2 separate regions of the Mus musculus genome follow, and region 2 is linked to region 1. A link is a loop called in an ENCODE intact Hi-C map of the cell type or tissue named here. Cell type or tissue: left cerebral cortex. All regions are shown on one strand. Links, peaks and the distances in the headings refer to the core of each region. The heading gives the core; the rest is flanking DNA.

Evidence for each region. A loop is a pair of places that touch in the nucleus more often than their neighbours do. Peaks named below come from ENCODE experiments on the same cell type or tissue, not always from the same donor. Only the 100,000 strongest peaks of a DNase experiment are listed, where the experiment ranks them.
Region 2: it touches region 1 in a loop (6-fold over the local background); 34 of 42 quality-filtered maps call a loop at or near these places.

Annotation. Positions count from the first base shown.
Region 1 is chr4:126,221,497-126,231,513 of GRCm38, forward strand. No RefSeq gene overlaps it. Among named protein-coding and RNA genes, the nearest start is that of Thrap3, 24 kb to the left of the region's middle. In left cerebral cortex, for the core only: a CTCF peak has its summit at 5,650 (motif pointing right); DNase peaks (open chromatin) are centred at 5,664, 6,126 and 6,705; H3K4me3 peaks cover 888 bases; H3K27ac peaks cover 910 bases.
Region 2 is chr4:126,273,726-126,283,614 of GRCm38, forward strand. Trappc3 (trafficking protein particle complex 3) reads left to right here. Exons shown (of 5, transcript NM_013718.2): 4 at 165-347; 5 at 1,417-2,158. The coding sequence ends at 1,536. Among named protein-coding and RNA genes, the nearest start is that of Col8a2, 8.1 kb to the right of the region's middle. In left cerebral cortex, for the core only: CTCF peaks have their summits at 167 and 4,364 (motif pointing right); DNase peaks (open chromatin) are centred at 225, 421, 2,208 and 4,379; H3K27ac peaks cover 437 bases.

The DNA.
Region 1 (10,017 bases), core at 1,324-9,323:
TGTACAATCATATGCCATTGAATATACATTTAAAAATAATGCAAATGAAGCCAGGTGGTGGCGGCACATACTTTTAATCCCAGCACTCGGGAGGCAGAGGCAGGTGGATTTCTGAGTTCGAGGCCAGCCTGGTCTACAGAGTGAGTTCCAGGACAGTCAGGGCTACACAGAGAAACCCTGTCTCGAAAAATAAAAACAAAACAGAACAAAACAAACCTTTATAAACTGACATTTGCCTATGTGCCAACATCTGTCTTCTCTCTGTCCAGAAGCAGTCCTTTGTCTGTCTGTGAGTTCCCTGCCTCCCCATATCTTTTCCCCCTTTCCCTCTTCCCTAAAGATCTCCTGTCTTTATCCTTTATCCCTGTTTTCTGCTCCTCCTGGGTAAATAAATCTCCTTCGTGCTGAGAACTTGGTCTTAGGGTGCCTTGAGCTGACTCCTGGGTTCCCTACAAGAAAGATCAGAGGTTAGAGGTCATTCCTGGCCATACAATGAGGTCAAACCCAACCTGGTCTACAGGAGAACCTGTCTGAAACAAACAAACAAACAAACACCCCGTTTGTATTTGTGTAACCCCATTCAATAAAATAAAAAATAAATTAAGTTAAAGTGAACTGAGACTAGTGACACATACCTGTAATCTGAGCACTTAGGAGGCAGAGGCAGGAGGATTGTGAGTTTGAGGCCAGCCTGGTCTATAGTATATCAAGATTTTATCCTTAAATGGGGGGGCGGTTAAAATTAATTGTATGTACTTTTTTTTTATTTGCATTTGAAATGATACCCAGGACCTCTGCTAGGCAAACACAGCTAATCTGCATTCCAGTTTTTTTTTTTTTTTTTTTTGGATGGCTCGAGGTCTACAGAGTGAGTTCCAGAACAGCCAGGGCTACACAAAGAAACCCTGTCTTGAAAAACCAAAAAAAAAACAAAAAACAAAAAACAAAAAAAAAGGACCTAACTCAGATTATGTTTCTTTTGTTTGTTTTTTGTTGTTGTTGTTGTTTTTTTTTTTTCCAAGACTGGGCTGTCCTGGAACTCAATCTGTAGACAGGCTGGCCTCGAACTCAGAAATCCGCCTGCCTCTGCCTCCCAAGTGCTGGGATCAAAGGCGTGCGCCACCAGGGCCCTGCTCAGATTCTGCTTCAAACAAAGCAGCCGAGGGCTTAGGATGCAGCTCAGCTGTAGACCATCCACCATCCATCTGTCTAGTGCTCACACGGCCCTGGGCAAATCCCTAGGTCTGCATAAACCTACGCAAAACGAGGGCCAGAATCTGTTTAGAGGAAGGGCCACTGAAGGGCCACTTGCATTCGAATCAGGTGTCTGGGTTCCACCCCCGGGACACACCCGGTGGCTGGGGAGAGCCGACTCTGGAAAGTTGTTCTCTGCGTTCCACTCAAAGGCTGTGCGTGATACACTCACTCAAGAGCACACACGTTCAGGGGCTGGAGAGATGGCTCAGTGGGTAAGAGCACTGACTGCTCTTCCAAAGGTTCTGAGTTCAAATCCCAGAAACCACATGGTGGCTCATAACCACCGGTAATGAAATATGAGCCTTTTTCTGGTGTTTCTGGAGACAACTACAGTGTGCTTTCATATAAGAATAAATAAATCCTTAAAAAAAAAAAAAGACAAAAGAAACGTGATTTTTGCTTTGTGGAATTTGTGTTTGTTTATTTTTATTTTGGTTTGGGTTTTTGTTTGTTTGTTTGTTTGTTTGTTTTTTGACGTAGGGTCTAAGGAACTTGGCTGTGTACACCAGGCTGACCTCAAACTCACACACACCTGCCTGCCTCTGCCTCTTTAGTGCTGGGATTAAAGGTGTGCACCACCACACTCCGCTTACATAAGTACTTTTTTAAAAGTGACATTAGCTAGGTGTGGTGGCGCTCGCCTTTAATCCCAGCACTCCGGAGGCAGAGGCAGGCGGATTTCTGAGTTCGAGGTCAGCCTGGTCTACAGAGTGAGTTCCAGGACAGCCAGGACTATACAGAGAAACCCTATCTCAAAAAACCAAAAAAAAAAAAAAAGTGACATTAGTCGGAGCATGTGAGGTGGTGTGGCGCAGTGAGAGTGCTTCCTCTTGCAAAAAGCTCTGGGTTTGATCCCGAGCATCAAAAAGAAAATAACAGTTTGTACTTCCAAACAAAAATATCTCACCTTATGCTTCCTACTCTATTTCTTTATTTTTTGACTAAAAATAAATGTATTCTAGTGTATTGGTGTTTTGCCTGTATGCCTGTGCCTGGTACCTGTGGAGGCCAGAAAGAGGCAGCAGAGTTCCAGCTGCTATGTGGGTGATGGGAATTGACCCCAGGGCCTCTGGAAGCGCTTCTAAACATTTTTTTTTTTTTGAGGTAGGGAGTTGAGACAGGATTTCTCTTTGTAGCCCTGGTTCTTCTAGAACTCTCTAAGTAAACCAAACTGGCTTCAAACTCAGAGATCTACCTGCCTCTGCCTCCTGTGTCCTGGGATTAACGGCATGAGCCATTGCACCTGGCCTAAAACTTTAGTTTTAGTATGTTACTGTTGAGCTGCAGTGACACATCAGTAAATTTTAAACTAATCCAAGTGTCACGTAGACACGTAGAATCAAATCAGGCTGACTCTTACTGCCTCATGCCGTCCCTGTTCACTCTGAAATGGCTGTTTAACCCTTAGGAACCCATCTTGTCCTAGAGATGGAAAGGTTAGGTGGGCTCACAGAGCTCGATGACACGGAACTACCATGGGGTTATTTGTAAAGCCTCGTGGCAGTCTGGGGGAGATGGCTCAGCAGCGACGTGTGTTTTCTGTACGAGCCCTGGGGCCTGAGTGCGTCCTCGGCTCCCATGCAAAAAGACAGATATGGCTAGTTACTCCAGCCCAGAGGTGGGGAAGCAGAGACTAATAGAGCCCTCTGGCCAGCCACTCAATAGCCTAAGGCAGGCTCCACATTAAAGAGTCCTAGTTCCCAGCCTAGACTTCTGACCCTCAGCCCTGCAGGCACAATTGAGAATACACATGCATAACAGAAACACACACACACACACACACACACACACACATTTCTAGAGCCATTTAGAACTCAGAACAATAAAATATTCTTTTTAGATAAAAGTTTTATCTTATTTATCTTATTTATTTATTTACTTACTTACTTAGAGACAGTTCCATACAGCCTAGACTGGCTGCCTGATCCTCTTGCTTCTACCTCCTGAATGTTGGGATTACGTGTGTGTGTGTGTGTGTGTGTGTGTGTGTGTGTGTGTGTACCACAATCATTTTATTTGGTGATGGGTACCAAATCCAAGATTTCATGTGTACTAGGCAAACACTCTACCAACTGAGCTATGCCCTTAGCACTTAGAAAGATATTTTAAAACTGCCCTTGTGGGCTGGAGAGATGGCTCAGTGGTTAAGAAAACTGCCTGCACTTACAGAGGTCCTGAGTTCAAATCCCAGCAACCACATGGTGGCTCACAAACATCCATAATGAGATCTGACGTCCTCTTCTGGTGTGGTGGTGGCATCGCATGCCTTCTATCCCAGTACTCAGCGGGTAGAGGCAGGTGGATCTCTATGTTCAAGACCAGTCTGGTGTCTCCAGTTCCAGGACAGCCAGGGCTACCCAGAGAAACCCTGTCTTAAAAAATGAACGAAACAGGGGCTGGTGAGATGGCTCAGTGGGTAAGAGCACCCGACTGCTCTTCCAAAGGTCAGGAGTTCAAATCCCAGCAACCACATGGTGGCTCACAACCATCCCTAACGAGGTCTGACTCCCTCTTCTGGAGTGTCTGAGGACAGCTACAGTGTACTTACATATAATAAATAAATAAATTAAAAAAAAAAAAATGAACGAAACAAAACAAACAAAAACCAAACAATGCTGGGCAGTGGTGGCGAATGCCTTTAATCACTTAAAGTGCAGCACTTGGGAGGCAGAGGCAGGTGAATTTCTGAGTTCGAGGCCAGCCTGGTCTACAGAGTGAGTTCCAGGACAGCCAGGGCTACACAGAGAAACCCTGTTTTGAAAAACAACAACAACAAAACAAAACAAAACAAAAACACCACCAACACCCCCCCAAGAAAACCAAAAAACAATAACAACAACCCTGACACTGCTTAACATGTTACTTCAAGGAAATCATCAAAAAAGAAAAGCAACATTTATTTTTATATATGTTCTTTTCTATAAAATATTTGTGTGTGTTTATGTGTATACTCCTGAGGACGCCAGAGGTGTCCTGTAGAGCCAGACTTACTAGCAATAATGAGGTGGTTTGTTTTTTTTTTTTTAGTTTTTTTTTTTTAAGAGTTATTTATTTATTATATGTAAATACACTGTAGCTGTCTTCAGATGCACCAGAAGAGGGCATCAGATCCCATTACAGATGGTTATGAGCCACTATGTGGTTGCTGGGACTTGACCTCAGGACCTCTGGAAGAGCAGTCAGTGCTCTTAACCACTGAGCCATCTCTCCAGTCCAAGGTGGTTTTTTAAAAATATAATTTATTGGGCTGGAGAGATGGCTCAGCAGTTAAGAGCACTGACTGCTTTTCCAGAGGTCCTGAGTTCAATTCCCAGCAACCACATAGTGGCTCATAACCATCTGTAATGGGATCTGATGCCCTCTTCTGGTGTGTCTGAAGACAGCTACAGTGTATTTACATATAATAAATAAGTCTTAAAAATATATATATATATAATTTATTTTTATGTTCATTGGTGTTTTGCCTGCATATATGTCTGTGTAAGGGTGTCAGAAGCCCTGAAAGTGGAGTTACAGACAGTTGTAAGCTGTCATGTGGGTGCTGGGAATTGAACCCAGGTACTCTGAAAGAGCAGCCCATGGTTTTAACCACTGAGTCACCTCTCCAGCCCCTTGTGTGTGTTCTCAAGTATTCACAAATCATATACTTTTAGCACCCACACCCAGGGCTGACTTTGCCGGGGATCTTATCCTTGGGAGGTACCTCCTAGCTCTTTTGGATCTGTCCTGAAAACTGTGGACCAGAACTGGCTGGCTGGAGCTGCCCCCAGGAAACAGTCAAGCCATCACCCAAGGTACAGGCCTAGAACCTTGTAATTTGGGAAGTAAAGGTGGTAGGATCGCCTTCTTGGGCTCCAATAGGAGGCCTCCCGTGACAATCTCCTCTCTCGAATCTGCATAACTATTTTTCTTTTCCATCCTAGAATACTTCTTGCCCAGGTCTGCCACTGGTGCTACAATAACAGGTTCACGCTCAATGCCCTAGTCAATTGGGACATCATAGTATGTCTGCCCCAAAGCAGAGTGATTTCGGGAACGGTGGGGAATACAGAGGGGTTGAGGATGTCATGATCTCCAAAGCCGAGGACAGGCTTCATGACTAACAAGGACACACGCGGTCCAGGAGGGCCTTGAACTCACTCGAGCAGCAGAGGCTCATCTTGCACCCTTTACTTCCCAAATTACGAGGTTGAAGGCGTGTACCATCACACTCAGACTGACTGTCAACATTTCTATATGTTAGATCAACGATACGATGGCTTCATTCCATCACAAAGCCCCAATCTGCAGGTGAGGAAATAGAAGCCAACAAAATCAGGGTACCAGTCTAAAATATCCTGGCAAAAAGCTGGGAGCCAGTGTCAATTCTTCCATCTGTACATGCTCATTTGACCACCAGGGGGAGACAGATGCCCGTTAATGGAGAGGTCGGGGTATCCGGCAAGGGGTTAGTCACCGCGAATGCTCTTTTGAGAGCGTCTCAGGGGACTAGCGAGCCTAGGGTATCTTGGTACAGAAAGAGTGTGTAGGGGTTGAGGGAGGTGTTGTAAGAGAGCCAGGGTTCAGGAACGTTGGCGGCTGGAGGAGGAGCCAAGAACGTTTTGTGGCCTCCTGGCTCTGCCTTTTCTGACCCTGTTGGGAAAAGGGCAGCATTAGGGAAAAGGAGGTTTCTCTGGATGGGGTGGGCCCCTGCCTCCACCTCCCATCTCCTCAGAGACGCTCGGAGTCTTGAATAGACCGGACATTCCTAAGTTTTCTGGCAAGGAAACCAGGAAATCAGACCTTGAGCCAGCCTCCTTTCAGGTCCAGCCAGTTCATTGGAAGCAGCCTTTGCCCCAGGACTTCCCGGAAAAGGCCCACTGTGCCAGGGGAGCCACCCTCGGGCTTCTGCCGCAGATGCCTCTAAGATGTACCGCTGCGCTGCCCACTCTCCCTGGCTATGGGTTAAACCCATCTCCTGAGCTCAAGTTCTGTACAGTTCTCTGTGTGACACTTCTGTGGGTCTCCTTAAGTCCTTTCCACCGTTCCTTGTACACGAATACCAGTGTCTGTGGGATTGGATTGGACCTAGAAGGTTTGGAATTGTCGTTGTCGTTGATCCTTTTTCCATTTCCCATGACCAATGAGCTTTTCTGTGTACTCTGTCCATCTCTTGGTTTCCACCACGCAGTGAGCCAAGTCCCCAGCATCTCGTCACTAGGACCCATTTCTACAGCAAGTTCCACTGCCACTCTTCCTTCAATACCTTTTCCAGGTGACAGTCGTGATAACCTGGTTACATCCCCTACCTGATGAACCTGTCCCAGTAGCTCCCTTACCGCTCCTTTTATTAAATAAGTTATTGTTATTTGTGTGTGCGTTGGGGGTGGGGAGACACACATGGGGAAGTCAGTTGCAACTTTGTAGAGTCTATTCTTTCCCTGTACTTTTAGAGGGGTTCCTGGGTTCACTGATGAGTCATCTTGCTGTCCCCACCTCCTGGGGTTTTGTTTATTACTTTTTTGGTTCTTTAAACAGAGTCTCACTGAATAGTCAGAGCTGGTCTCAAGTTCGCAATTCTTCTGCCTGAATGACTAGTGCTGGGATTGTGGGATCACGGGTATGAACCACCCCACGGTGCTTCCAGTGTGCTTGCAATAAACATTAGATTCCTCGGTGGCAGGGTTCCTGAATGAGCTGGCCCTTCCTATCTCTGTGAGACCCAACCCCCCTCATTTTCTATGGTTCATCTACCCCGGCCCCATTCACTACAGGCCTTTGTAGAGTTGCCTCTACCTGAAACCCCAAACCTTTGCACTAGGAACTCTTGGGGATCTCAGCTCCAGCTCCTTTCTCAGGGATGCCCTGCTTCATCTCCATGACTGGGGTCAGATCTCTTACTCGTTTTTCTAATGCCACACACTTAGCTGCTTCAGGGCTATCAAGGCTGTAATTATGTATTTGTTTGAAATACTGCTTAGTTATTAATGGACCTCTATTAAGGACTACATCAAGTTTTGCCCACTTAAAAACAATCTCCGGGGCAGGTGAGGTGGCTGGGTAGACAAAATGGTGGGGTCCAAACTTAAATGTTTGCAAGATGGGTACTTTGCCAACAGCACCATCTCCCCAGCTCAGTGTATCTGGTTTATTTGGTTTGGTTTTTCCAGACAGGGTTTCTCTGTGCCTTGGCTGTCCTGGAACCCAATTTGTAGACCAGGCTGGCCTTGGATGCATAGAGATCAACCTGTCTCTCCATCCCGACTAAAGATGTGTGCCACCACTGCCCAGTTGCTTTGAGTTTTTTTTAATTTTTTTCCCCAGACATGGTTTTACTGTGTAGCTGTAGTTGGCCGGACTCCCTCTGTAGACCAGGCTAGTCTTGAATTCAGAGGTCCACCTGCTCTGCCTCTGAGTGCTAGAATTAAAGCACACTGGTCCAATAACTTGTTCCTTCAACAATTGACTATATTGGTTACCCACTTTCTCTTCTTCTCCTTTTTTTTTTTTAAGATTTATTTATTTAACACACACACACTGTAGGCTGTACAGATGGTAATGAGCCATCATGTGGTTGCTGGGATTTGAACTCAGGACCTTCTGAAGAGCAGTCAGTGCTCTTAACTGCTGAGCCATTTCTCCAGCCCCCACCCATTTTCTTTTCATCCAGGTCAGGTCTGTGACATTTTTTTTTGTCTGAACCTTGGTGACCCCTTCTTGCCTCCTGGTGTATAATCAACCCCTATTGAGCAGTTTCCCCCCAGAAGTCCAAGAGTATTCTAATGAATCTCTAATCTTATGTCACCATCCCTACTTAACAGCCTTCAGTGGTTCCTGAGTCCTGAGAATAAAAACCTAAGTTTGTAAGCATAGCTTTCCAAGGCCTTACCTATGTGGTTCCCCTCATAGCAAGCGCCTTTTTTTTTTTTTTTTTTTTTTTTTTGAGACAGGGTTTCTCTGTGTAGCCCTGGCTGTCCTGGAACTCACTTTGTAGACCAGGCTGGCCTCGAACTCAGAAATCCGCCTGCCTCTGCCTCCCGAGTGCTGGGATTAAAGGCGTGCGCCACCACGCCCGGCTGCAAGCTCCTTCTTAAGAATTGGGTCTAACTCAACAAATAGAGAGTGCCTCTTCTGCTGGGCAGTGGGTACTGCTTTCATCGGAAAACCCCAGACCGCGTCCATCATGTTTATGCACATATGGATACAGGCACGTAGCTGTTTCCCACACAGCCCTTTGCTTGCCTAGAGAGCCATCTTTCTCCTTTCCACCTTGCTGACCTTGCCAGTCAACACCCAGCCCCCCAGGTGAAAGCCACCTGGCCTAGCTTGCTAACCTGCTGGACTCCTGGGGCACACCCTGCTGCTCCGAGCTCTCACAGCACTGACCCCACGTTGTACTTTCATATTTGTTTGTGTGGTCTGATTAATGTCCACCTCCTGCCGTTTCAGGAAGCTCAGAGCCTCTGGGCTTGGTTTCTGCTTAACCACCTTATCCCTCTGGCACTTAGCAGCTGCTCCACAATTTACTGACTGAACAAATGAATAAATGCTTTCCTAAGCGTACTCAAGAGGACACTGCCTTCCAGGGAGACGCCAGTGGGGGGCTGGGAAGGGCATGTGAAGAACTTCCATTGTGGCCCAGAATGGCTAACCCCTTCCTGGCCTCCCCAGCCGTGCCATGCCTGTGACTTATACCCTGCATCCTGCCCATCTCCCCAGCCCTCTGTAGCTACTCTCTGGAACACTCCTTCAGGCACCCATAAAGCATCTCACATGCTGACTCCTGCTTGAACTTCTCCCTAGGCGGCCATGCCAGCTCTGACCTTTTACGCCTCCTTCCCCAGCTTCCTAAGTGCTAGGATAAAGGCCAGGCCAACAGGCCCACAACTCCTTTTTAGTTTCTCAAAAGGGAAGCAAACTCACATATTTATGTGTCCCCAGACAAGTTAGAAGCTTTGAACCACACTGAAAATTCAGTTTGCATTCATTGGCTTAGACAGTAAGGGAAATCGCTTGGAGGTGGGTTTGCTTTAAAATGTTTTGGCTTTGAATTTATTACTGTGTGCATGGTGTATGTGTGGGCACATGGAGGTCAGAGGGTAACTCTGTAGAGTCAGTTCTCTCCTCCGGCAGCTTGTACTTGTACTGTAAGTACCTTCACCAGCCGGAAATAGGCCTGCTTTAGGTTTTATGGTTGGTTAATTAGGTGGTTGGTGTTCAAAGACTTAGATTTCTGGGACTGCGGCTCAGTGTTACAAGACTTGCCTGACGTGCATGCAAGATGCCCCAGATCCAATCCCCAGTACTGAAAAATGAATGAATGAATGAATGAATGAATGAATGAAAGAGAAAAAACACACTCCCAGCATTGGCAGACTTAGGCTCTCAATGCTGCCATCTTTGCTTTGGCTTTGTTTGCAGGCTGCTTAGTGGGGTGTGAACTAACCTTCAGCTTCACGATGTGAATTTCCATCACAGAAGCGGGGCTTCTCTCATGGTGCTATCATGTGGCAAATAACCACACAAGAGCAATTTAAAGTTTGCCTCACTTTCTAGCTGTTTCTAGCTGCAGGTGGTCCATGAGGTGAGGGTCACACTGTGGGCCAGGCCTAAGGCCATCTGAAGGCTGGACCGAGTCTCATAACTGCTGGCAGAGGCTTCAGTGTCTGGGTAGACAGGTCTCTTAAAAGCACTCTGATTTTTACCCAGCCTGAGTGACTCAAGATCAGGAAGGCAACCAAGACAGAGGCCTTGGCTTAGTGAAACACCATTCTTTCTGCT
Region 2 (9,889 bases), core at 1-8,000, 51 kb after region 1:
AGTGCTTTGCTGTATGGTGCCTGAAGGAGAAAGAGGGAGTCCTCGTGGGCGCTTCTCTTTCCCCAGATCTCTAAAGATTCAGAGGCCACGGCTTTGTCCTCCGACCCCTTCCCAATGGCATAGTTGTCACCGTTCCCCATTGTGCTGTTGTGTGTCCCCGACAGGTGGCGTTCAAGATGTACCTGGGCATCACTCCAAGCATCACCAACTGGAGCCCAGCCGGAGATGAATTCTCCCTCATCCTGGAAAACAACCCTCTGGTGGACTTTGTGGAGCTTCCCGATAACCACTCGGCCCTCATTTACTCCAACCTCCTGTGTGGGGTGTTGCGGGGAGCCCTGGAGATGGTGAGTAGAGCATCTCTACCTCCTACAGCATCCGAGCTCGCTGGCTGTTTGGTAGCTGCATGGCTGAGAGGAGGAGAGAAAGGGCTTTGGCTTACCCAGCCTCCAAGGGAATCGTGCTGCCGAGACAAGATCCAAGTCAGACACCTCTGCCTAGGCACAGTCCCTCCTTCCTGACACTGCCGAGACAGTGCTGCTCCCTGCAAACGTGGACGGTAGCCCTGTCTCCCACTGGTTACCTGGTCACAGTCTAAGAGGCTTGAGGGCTCTTGCTTGCTTGCGGTGTCACTGTCTTTGGTGTTAGAGTATTGGGGCTGGCAATCCTGTCTCTGTGGGAAGGAATCACTCCCTTTAAAAAAGTTTGGAAGCTTTATACATTTATAGAGTGAATTTTAGCTGCTCGCGCACACGCTCTCTCTCTCTCCCCCCTCTCCCTCTCCCCCTCCCCCTCCCTCTCTCCTCTCCTCTCTCTCTCTCTCTCCCTCCCTCTCCCCCTCCCTCCCTCTCTCCTTCCCTCCTCTTCCCTCCTTCTCTCTCTCCCTCCCTCCCTCTCCCCCTCCCTCCCTCTCTCCTTCCCTCCTCTTCCCTCCTTCTCCTCTTCCCTCCTTCTCTCTCTCTCTCTCTCTCTCTCCCTCCCTCCCTCTCCCCCTCCCTCCCTCTCTCCTTCCCTCCTCTTCCCTCCTTCTCTCTCTCTCTCTCCCTCCCTCTCCCCCTCCCTCCCTCTCTCCTTCCCTCCTCTTCCCTCCTTCTCTCCCTCCCTCCCTCTCCCCCCTCCCTCCCTCCCTCCCTCCCTCTCCCCCCTCCCTCCCTCTCTCCTTCCCTCCTTCTCTCCCTCCCTCCCTCCCTCCCTCTCCCCCCTCCCTCCCTCTCTCCTTCCCTCCTTCTCTCCCTCCTTCCCTCCCTCTCCCCCCTCCCTCCCTCTCCCCCCTCCCTCCCTCTCTCCTTCCCTCCTCTTCCCTCCTTCTCCCCCTCCTCCCTCCCCTCCCTCCCTCCCTCCATGGGCATTTCTGACCTAGCTTCACTGAGGGGTCCCACAGGCTATGGTTTGGCATCTGTCCATTCTATTCCTCAGGTCCAGATGGCTGTGGAGGCCAAGTTTGTCCAGGACACTCTGAAGGGAGATGGCGTGACAGAAATCAGGATGAGGTTCATCAGGCGGATTGAAGACAACCTCCCAGCTGGAGAAGAGTAAGCATCTCTAGGACTTGGGCAGCCAAGAGGATGCCTGCTGGGATGAGAGAGGCAGGCGCTCGCTTCCTCTGCCCCTGGAACTCAGTGACTTTTAAACTGATGTTATATATTCTTCTAACCTTATTTCCATCCTCCATGCTAATAGAGAGCAGACTGATAGTCTGTTTGCCCCACAAATATGCACCTCAGAAGGGGGTTCTTTGCTCCATTTCCCTTCAGAAGGGCAGGATGTACTTGCCCTTGGTTGGACTAAGAGAGCTCAAACCATTTTACATTCCTGTGAATTTTCCAAAGCAAAGCCCACTTTGACCCCATTAAGGGACGAGCCTGATGCATCTGTTCCTGCGACTTCATGACGCCATTGGCAAATGGCTGTAGGGAATCTTGGGTTGTGGAGGGGAGGGAGAACGCTGGGAAGGGGTGGGTAAGAATTGTTGGCTGTAGTGACACTGTAGTCTGCCAGGCCACGGAAGCCAGTCCTGCCGGAAACACCGGCTTCTGGGAAGCCGCCCAGGTCTCATTCCTCCCTGCTGTTTGGAGGCAACATCTCCTCTTTTTACGGAGGGTCCATCCTTTTTTCTTACAAATTCTTCAATAAAGACACATTCTTGAGTGAAGCCCAATCCTGTCCTGTTTTCCTTCTGCTCAGCATGTGGAGTTGGACTAGAAATGAGCGTGGGAGCTGTGGGGCCTGCGAGCCGCAGGGCCGGCCCTGCCTACAGCACACAGCAGATGCTGGATTGATTCTATCTGGTCGATGATTCTATTTTCATTGGTGAAAGCCAAGGTCCGGCCGCCTGAGGTCATAAAGCTGTCAAGTGGAGGGAGACCGCAGGCTTTGAAGGACACACAATCCCTGTTCTTGACTGAAGTTCTGATGGCTGACTAGCTCTTAGGGTCACTCTCCAGCCTTGGGGCTTGGGATAGCTTTACCATGAGTGCAGGGGATTAAATGTAGGTCTCAAACAAGCCAGGCAAGCGCTCTGCACTGCTCATCCCCAGTTCCGCCCCCCCCCACACACACACACCTTTGCAAGCATCTGGAGCACACCTTTAGTCCCAGCACTCTGGAGGCAGAGGCAGGCAGATTTCCGAGTTCAAGGCCAGCCTGGTCTACAAAGTAAGTTCCAGGACAGTCAGGGGTACACAGAGAAATCCTGTCTTGAAAACAACAAACAAAAACTTAAGAAACGAAACAACAAAAGCTCCCACTTGTTTACAATAGGATTTAAGTTGTCTAGGCTGGTCTTGAATTTGTTATCCTCCTGCTAACTGGATATAGATCCTTTTCACCAGAGCTAGATAGATGGTTAAAATGATACTCTGTGTGTGTGTGTGTGTGTGTGTGTGTGTGTGTGTGTGTGCGTGCGTGCGCGCGCACTTGTGTGGGCTTTCATATGCCCACATACTGTGGCCTGCTGTGGAGATTAGAAGATAACCTTTGAGACTTGGCTTCTGCCACCCCATGTGTTCTGAGGTTCAAACTCAGGTTGTCAAGTGTGGCAGCAGGTGCCTTTATCCCAAGCCTTCTTGCCGATAGTCTTTTTTGCTTGTTTGCTTTTTTCGAGACAGGGTTTCTCTTTGTAGCCCTGGCTGTCCTGGAACTCACTTTGTAGACCAGGCTGGCCTCAAACTCAGAAATCCGCCTGTCTCTGCCTCCCGAGTGCTGGGATTAAAGGTGTGTGCCACCACGCCCGGCCTTTTTTTTTTAATGTTCTAAAATTAATTTATGTGTATGGATGTTTTGTCTGTGTGTGAGCTACTCTGTGGGTTCTGGGAATTGAATTGCAGGCCTCTGGAAGAGCACCCAACTGTCTTAACCACTAAGCCCTCTCTCCAGACGCTAGGTAACTCTTAAAGAGAGGGGGCAGAGGTTGTCTCAGGCCTGTTCTTTGGGGCAACCTAGGGCCTCGAATTTTGGCCATGTTATTGGGAAACTGGACTGAGGCTTGCCCTGGTTAATATGCCCGAGAAGAGTGTGGCAGGTCACCATGCTGGTAACACGGCTTGGTTTACAAGGATCAGACCAGGGTTCTGAGGGCTCAAGGACAAGGTGGTTTGCACAAGACTTTCTTCAGCTGTGGTAGGCCACTGGGGAATGACGTCACATTTATCCCCCCCCCCCCCCCTAGAGAGAGGGTGACCCTCTAGGATTCCATCCTTGGAGCCTCTTTCTCTCTTCCTGCAGATACAATTGTGGGCTCCGTGGCAGACCCTTTGTGTTGGTCAGCTGGAGTTGGTTGGGGCTCAGCATAATGCCATAATCCTGACCTACCAGATGTGAATGAATGAATGAATGAATGAATGAATGAAGGGGGTGAGGAGATTGGGATTCACAGGAAAAGCTCTGTGTAGTTTGTGTGGACCCTGTAAAAACCCAGCCGTCCTGCCCTGTTCTTTGGATGGCGGCTCTTCCTTCTTTCCTCTCTGGGTGCCACATTCTGCTTCACAGCAGCCATTTTGGCATGAGGTTTTTGGATATCTCTTTTCCCAGAAATACCTTAAACATCATGGGAGTTGCAAACCATGGAAACAAGGCCTCTGCAGTTGTTTTTTCCCACCTATATCCCCACAATTGAGCTGTACACACGGAGGGGGGTGCGGGGGAAGGGTACTAAAGGGTAGAGAGGGGATGCCCCAGCATCCTAACTTCCTATCCCCCCCACCTTGTGTTCACCCCTGTAGTTAATGAAATGTAGTTCAACCCTCCCTGTTATACCATCCACTCTGTTCCAGCAAGATGAGGCAGGATGGAAATGCCGACTAGTGAGGAGCGATTCTGGGGAGCCTTAACCTCTAGCCACGCTTTGCAGCTCGTAGCCACCAGAGGTCACCAGAGCATCCCGGAAAGTGACTGTTGGGACTCCAGGGTTTTGTTTTGTTTTGTTAATTTGCTCAAAGTTGCACCTGATGGGGTAAATCTTAGAGGCTTGTCAAAGCGTGGAGTATCCTTCTCTAATTACCCTCCACGAGACCCAACAGCAAAGCTCACGCGGCCACCAGGCTAGGCGTCTGCCTGCTACACTCAAGGCATTGGAAGAATCTATTGGCCAAGGCTCTCTGGCAGCACACACTCTAAAGTCAGCCTGGCCTCCTGAACTGTACGAGCTAGCTAGTGCAGAGCCCTCCCTCAACCAGTCCCCTTCCTGATTGGAGTCCAGAGTCCCAGCCCCAGGTCTGGACCCTGATGTAACTGTCCTCTTCCTGTCCCAGACCCCACCTTAGTGAGGTCTCCACATCCAGACTGCACCTCCTGGGAGGTTGGCCTCCCTCACTGGGCATCCGGGTCGGTCCAAGAAGTGACGGCAGCGGAGGCCTGAGGAGCTGAAATCGCATTAAGTAAAATTAAAATAGTCTCCTAACAAGTGGTTCATTGTGGCGTGTGAGAGGTGGGGAGTAGGAAAGCATCCTCCGTCCTCCTGGAGCTTAAGTGCTACCATGTGCTGTTCCTTGGAAGCCAGTGCTAGTGGGAGGGGAGGGTGGCGGCAGGCGGAGACACGTAGTTACCCGCTCCTGAGCCTTTGATGTAAGGCCAGGCCTGACCCCAGGACAGCCGCTGGCCATTGCAAGGGGAGCTGTGGGGTTCAGCACATTCCTGGGGGCAATTTACACTCTGGCAGGAGTAGAGGAAAGTTTCTACTGTGGAGAAGGGAAGGGGGCTACTGCAGTAGAGCTTGGGGGGGAAAGTGTTGTAAGGAGCGGTGGAGGGAGCCAAGGCACAGGGCTCCCTTGTACCTGGCTTGGGTGGAGGCCCCTGTTGGTGCTTAAAGCACCTTCTTACCGCAGCACTGGCTAGCCCAAGTTAGCCCAGAGGATGCTGGGAAGCAGCTGTTCTTTTCCTGATGCTCCTGGCTGGGACGGGTCAGCTGAGCCAGCGACTCCAACTGAGCTGGACCAGAGGAGGGGCCGGGAGGAGAGATGTGCCGGGGGGCAAGAGAACGCATGTGAGCGTGGACACACATGGTCTGGAACAAGCACTAATATTTATGGGGGAGCCGCTGTCTGCCAGTGCTGGGGGAGCTGCTGCCTCAGAGCATTACAACCTCATGACTATTCTGTGTTGCAAAAAAGGAAGGGCTGAGGTACCTAGCCGTACTTGGTACATGCCGCACGTGAACCCCGGTAATCAGGATTCGAGCGTTTCCCTCTGTCTTGAGCATGTTGTGGATGCGTTTGTGTCTCCTTGTGCTTGCTTGTGTGGAAACCTTATGACATTTTTATTTGTATTTTGCTGCGGCAGGGTTTCATGTAGCCCAGAATGGCCTCAGGCCTCAAACTCATCTTGTTGAAGAGGGTAACCCCAAACTGATTCTCCGGCCTTTGTCTCCCTAGTGCTGGGATTGCAGGCATGTGCCACCAGAGTTTGAATATTTTCTTTAATTAAAATGTAAGCTGGGTTGTGGTGGCACACACTTTTAATTCCAGCACTCGGGAGGCAGAGGCAGGTAGATCTCCGAGTTTGAGGCCAGCCTGGTCTACAGAGTGAGTTCCAGGACAGCCAGGGCTACACAGAGAAGCCCTGGACACACACACACACACACACACACACAGAGAGAGAGAGAGAGAGAGAGAGAGAGAGAGAGAGAGAGAGAGAGAGAGGAAAGACAGAGACAGAGACAGAGAAAAGGCCTGCAAAATAGCTTAGCGTGCAGAGACAGGCGTTACCAAGCCTGATAACCTGAGTTTGACCCCCTAGAACTTACATGCTAGGAGAGAATCAATTCCTGAAAGTTGTCCTCTGATCCCCCACATGTGCTGTGACACACAAGAGTGTGCACACATATAATAAATGTAAAAACCAGAGGGCTGGAGAGATGGTTCAGTGGTGCAGAGCAGTGACTGCCCTTCAGAGCACACTCACGGGGGCTCACAATGAGCTCTAACTCATTTTCCAAGGAGACAGAAGCCCCCTTCTGGCCTGCACAGGCACCAGATGTGCACACAGTACACAGATTTACACGCAAGCAAAGCATCCACACATTAAAAGAGAATATGTTTTGGCAGGGCAGTGATGGCTCACACCTTTAATCCCAGCACTTGGGAGGCAGAGGCAGGTGGATCTCTGAGTTTGAGGCCAGCCTGGTCTACAGAGTGAGTTCCAGGACAGCCAGGGCTACACAGAGAAACCCTGTCTCAAACAAACAAAACAAACAAACAAACAAACAGATCTATATTAACTGGCCTAGACTCAACTGTATTTGCCAGGAGCTTCTGCCCATTGCTGTAAGCAGTGTAAGGGGAGGAGAAGCTGAAAGTGAGAGGTGAGTGGTCGCAGCTCTGCCCTCTGTGGCCGCTGGACATCTGTTGTGGATGCTGAGCCTGTGTTTTCAGGAAACGCCATTACGAAAACACTTACTTGCTGTTTGAAAGGTGCGACAAAAGAAGGTCAGTGTGTCAACTTCTTAGCGTAGACACAGAAATCCCTGATTGGCAGTTATAATTAATGTGGCTGTTACCGGGGAGCTGTCTTGCAAAGCCAGCATATGGATGCATGAGTGTGTGAGGAGGGTTGTGGCAGGGTAGTCTTGTGAAGATGTCGTATCTGTGTTGCTCATTGCTGAACCCCCAAGCACCTAGCATAGCTTTTCAGTACAAGGTATGCGCTCAGTAAATGTTCACTAAGTGCTGACTGTGTCAGAGGTGGAAAGGCTCTGAGGAAGAGGAGGATGTGGGTAAATCCACAGGACCCTGTGCATAATCGGGGGACTCAGTACAAAATGAAAATGTGGAGCCAGGGGGATGTGCCAGCAGGCAAGGTCCTCTCGTGTGCATGGAGAGTCCACACAAATCCAGACACAGTGGCACATGCCTGATAGTCTGATGTAGGTGGTGGCAAACAGGAGACCCTGTCTGAAACAGGATGGAAGACAAGGGCTGACACCAAGTGGTTAGCGTTGGACTTCCACTTCCACACCACAGCATGTGCATACCCAAGCTCACACACACACACACACACACACACACACACACACACACACAGAGAGAGAGAGACAGAGAGAAACAGAGAGAGACAGAGAGACAGAAACAGAGACAGACAGAGACAGAGACACAGAATCCTTTGTTTAGAAATTATTTTGAATTTCAAGATGATTAGCAGGGCTAGATGCCCACATTAGTGGGGAGCCCTGGGGGAACCTCCATAGTCAACTCTTGACTCCACCTGTCTATAGAGCATCCTTATTCTTGGCCCTTCCCCTGGAACAATTGCCAACTTGTTGAGGAGAGTAGAGGGCCCGCCCCAGGGAGCATGAAGACAGGAAGGCTGCTCAGTATAGGCAGGTCAGGAGACCACAGAAGACAGATCCAATGGCCTTTAGATTCTCACCCCCTGCCAGAAAGCCCCGCCAGTGCCTGAGAGACTCTTGCTGTCTTCTAACCCCCAGAACTCACCTCCCACCTTCAAGCAGGCCACCGGGTGGTCTGGGCACATGTGGTCACATTTAGATGTTGATTGAAGCAAAATTGTTATAAGATTAGAATAGTTAAGGTAACTTTAATTTCCACTGCATTACTGGGATTTTTGAAGCTGGAGCTAAGAATCCCCTGGGGTGGAAACTGTACAAGGGGCGGAGGGCGTGGGGGTGGTGGGGAGAGGTGGCGGGAGAGCTCCATTTTCCTCCGCTGTGGAGAAACAGGCCCTTGACAACCAAAATGGCTGAAAGCATCGAGCTAGAGGAGAGATGAACTTCCTAGGAATCTCAGAACCAGGAGTCCGGTTGGTCCTCTAGCAGATGTAGGAGTGGGGGGCGGTCCCTGGTGGAACAGGAATTTGCCAACGCCACCCCCCTCCCAGACTATTTGCATGCCCCGGGCCACACATCTGTGCAAACATCCCTTCCCTCAGTTTGCCAGACAGAAGGGTGGCAAAGGGGGGTGTCTTATCCAGGGCCTCAGCGGACGCGACTGGAGATGGAGGGGTGCACGCGCGCACGCGGGGGCTGGGGGGTGCTTTACATTGGTATAACAAAACAAATTTAGGAATGGAGAACCGTGGTAATGGAAACGAGGATTAGTAACATGAATTGTTGTTAAATGTTGGTGATAAAGATTCCTGACATTTATTTTAAGTCAGCGCCTGATTTTGTCTGAGCCACTACTACTCCCCAGACTTTTATTAAACCCTCTGTTATTATTCTCTCTCCCTCTGGCTCGAACAGTGTTCATTTCTCACAGTTCTGAAGGTTGGAAAGCCTAGGATCAGAGTGCCAGAATGGTCAGATTCTTGGTGAAGCCTTCCAGGCTTATACTTACAGACAGACGTTTGTATCTTTAGGCAATTGGCACAGTTGCTGTCTCTTCAAAGAGACCCTCTGGCACAGGGAGAGTCCCTGGGACGCCAACTCACTTCCTTCTCATCTGTGTGACCACCATGAGTAAGACAGTTAATCCCTCTAAGCCTCAGTTTCCCCACTTGCCAAGCGGAGACATTAATACCAATGACCTCAAAGTGTGCACTGAGTGCCACAGTCGTTAGGGACTGCCCCCCATAGTTCCCTCCTTTGCAGAGAAGAAGGTTGAGGCTTTAAGAAATGAGGCTGCTTGCCCCCAATCACAGAGGTGGCTCTGGACCTCAAACTAAGGCTGATCTCTGAACCAAGAGGCCCATGCCAGTACTGTGCTGCAGGGGCTACATAAGGAAGGGTATCTGCCTGGTCTGGTTCAGTGTAACCACCCATACATTTGGTACCTCTGCTCAGGACTGCAGTAGTCTCTGAGTCCTCACTGGACAGCCTACAATCCTCTTTTTTATTTGTTTGTTTGTTTGTTTATTTATTTTTGGTTTTTTGAGACAGGGTTTCTCTGTGTAGCCTTGGCTGTCCTGGAATTCACTCTGTAGACCAGGCTGGCCTCGAACTCAGAAATCCGCCTGCCTCTGCCTCCCTAATGCTGGATTAAAGGCGCGCGCCACCACTACCTGGCAGTTTCTGATTCTTCTCATAAGCTTCGGACTCAGAGAGGGCCAAGGAACAGGTTGCGAGAGGCAGAGCTGACCACAGTTGTCCAGATACGACCAGAGGGAGCAAAGGTAGAAGCGTCTAGCTGCTGAGCTGGGCAGACTGGTCAGGAGTCTGGCCTAGCCTAGCCTTGGAACTGTCCTCTGCCTCTGGCTCGTCCAGGACTTTTATTTCTGGCCTTTTAGTTCTAATAGGAGACCATGACCACGAGGCAGGGCTGTCTCAATTTCTGGGCAGCAGGCTGGGGTCAGGTAGCTAGAGCCCACCGGGTATACAGGGCTCTTTATGCTTAGTGAGCTCTAGGGACACAGGACCTAACCATTCCTGTGCTGGTTGCAGTACACTGGGCAAGGGAGGAGAAAGGGCCCACTAGGAGTGGTCTGTGGCACTGTGATCAGG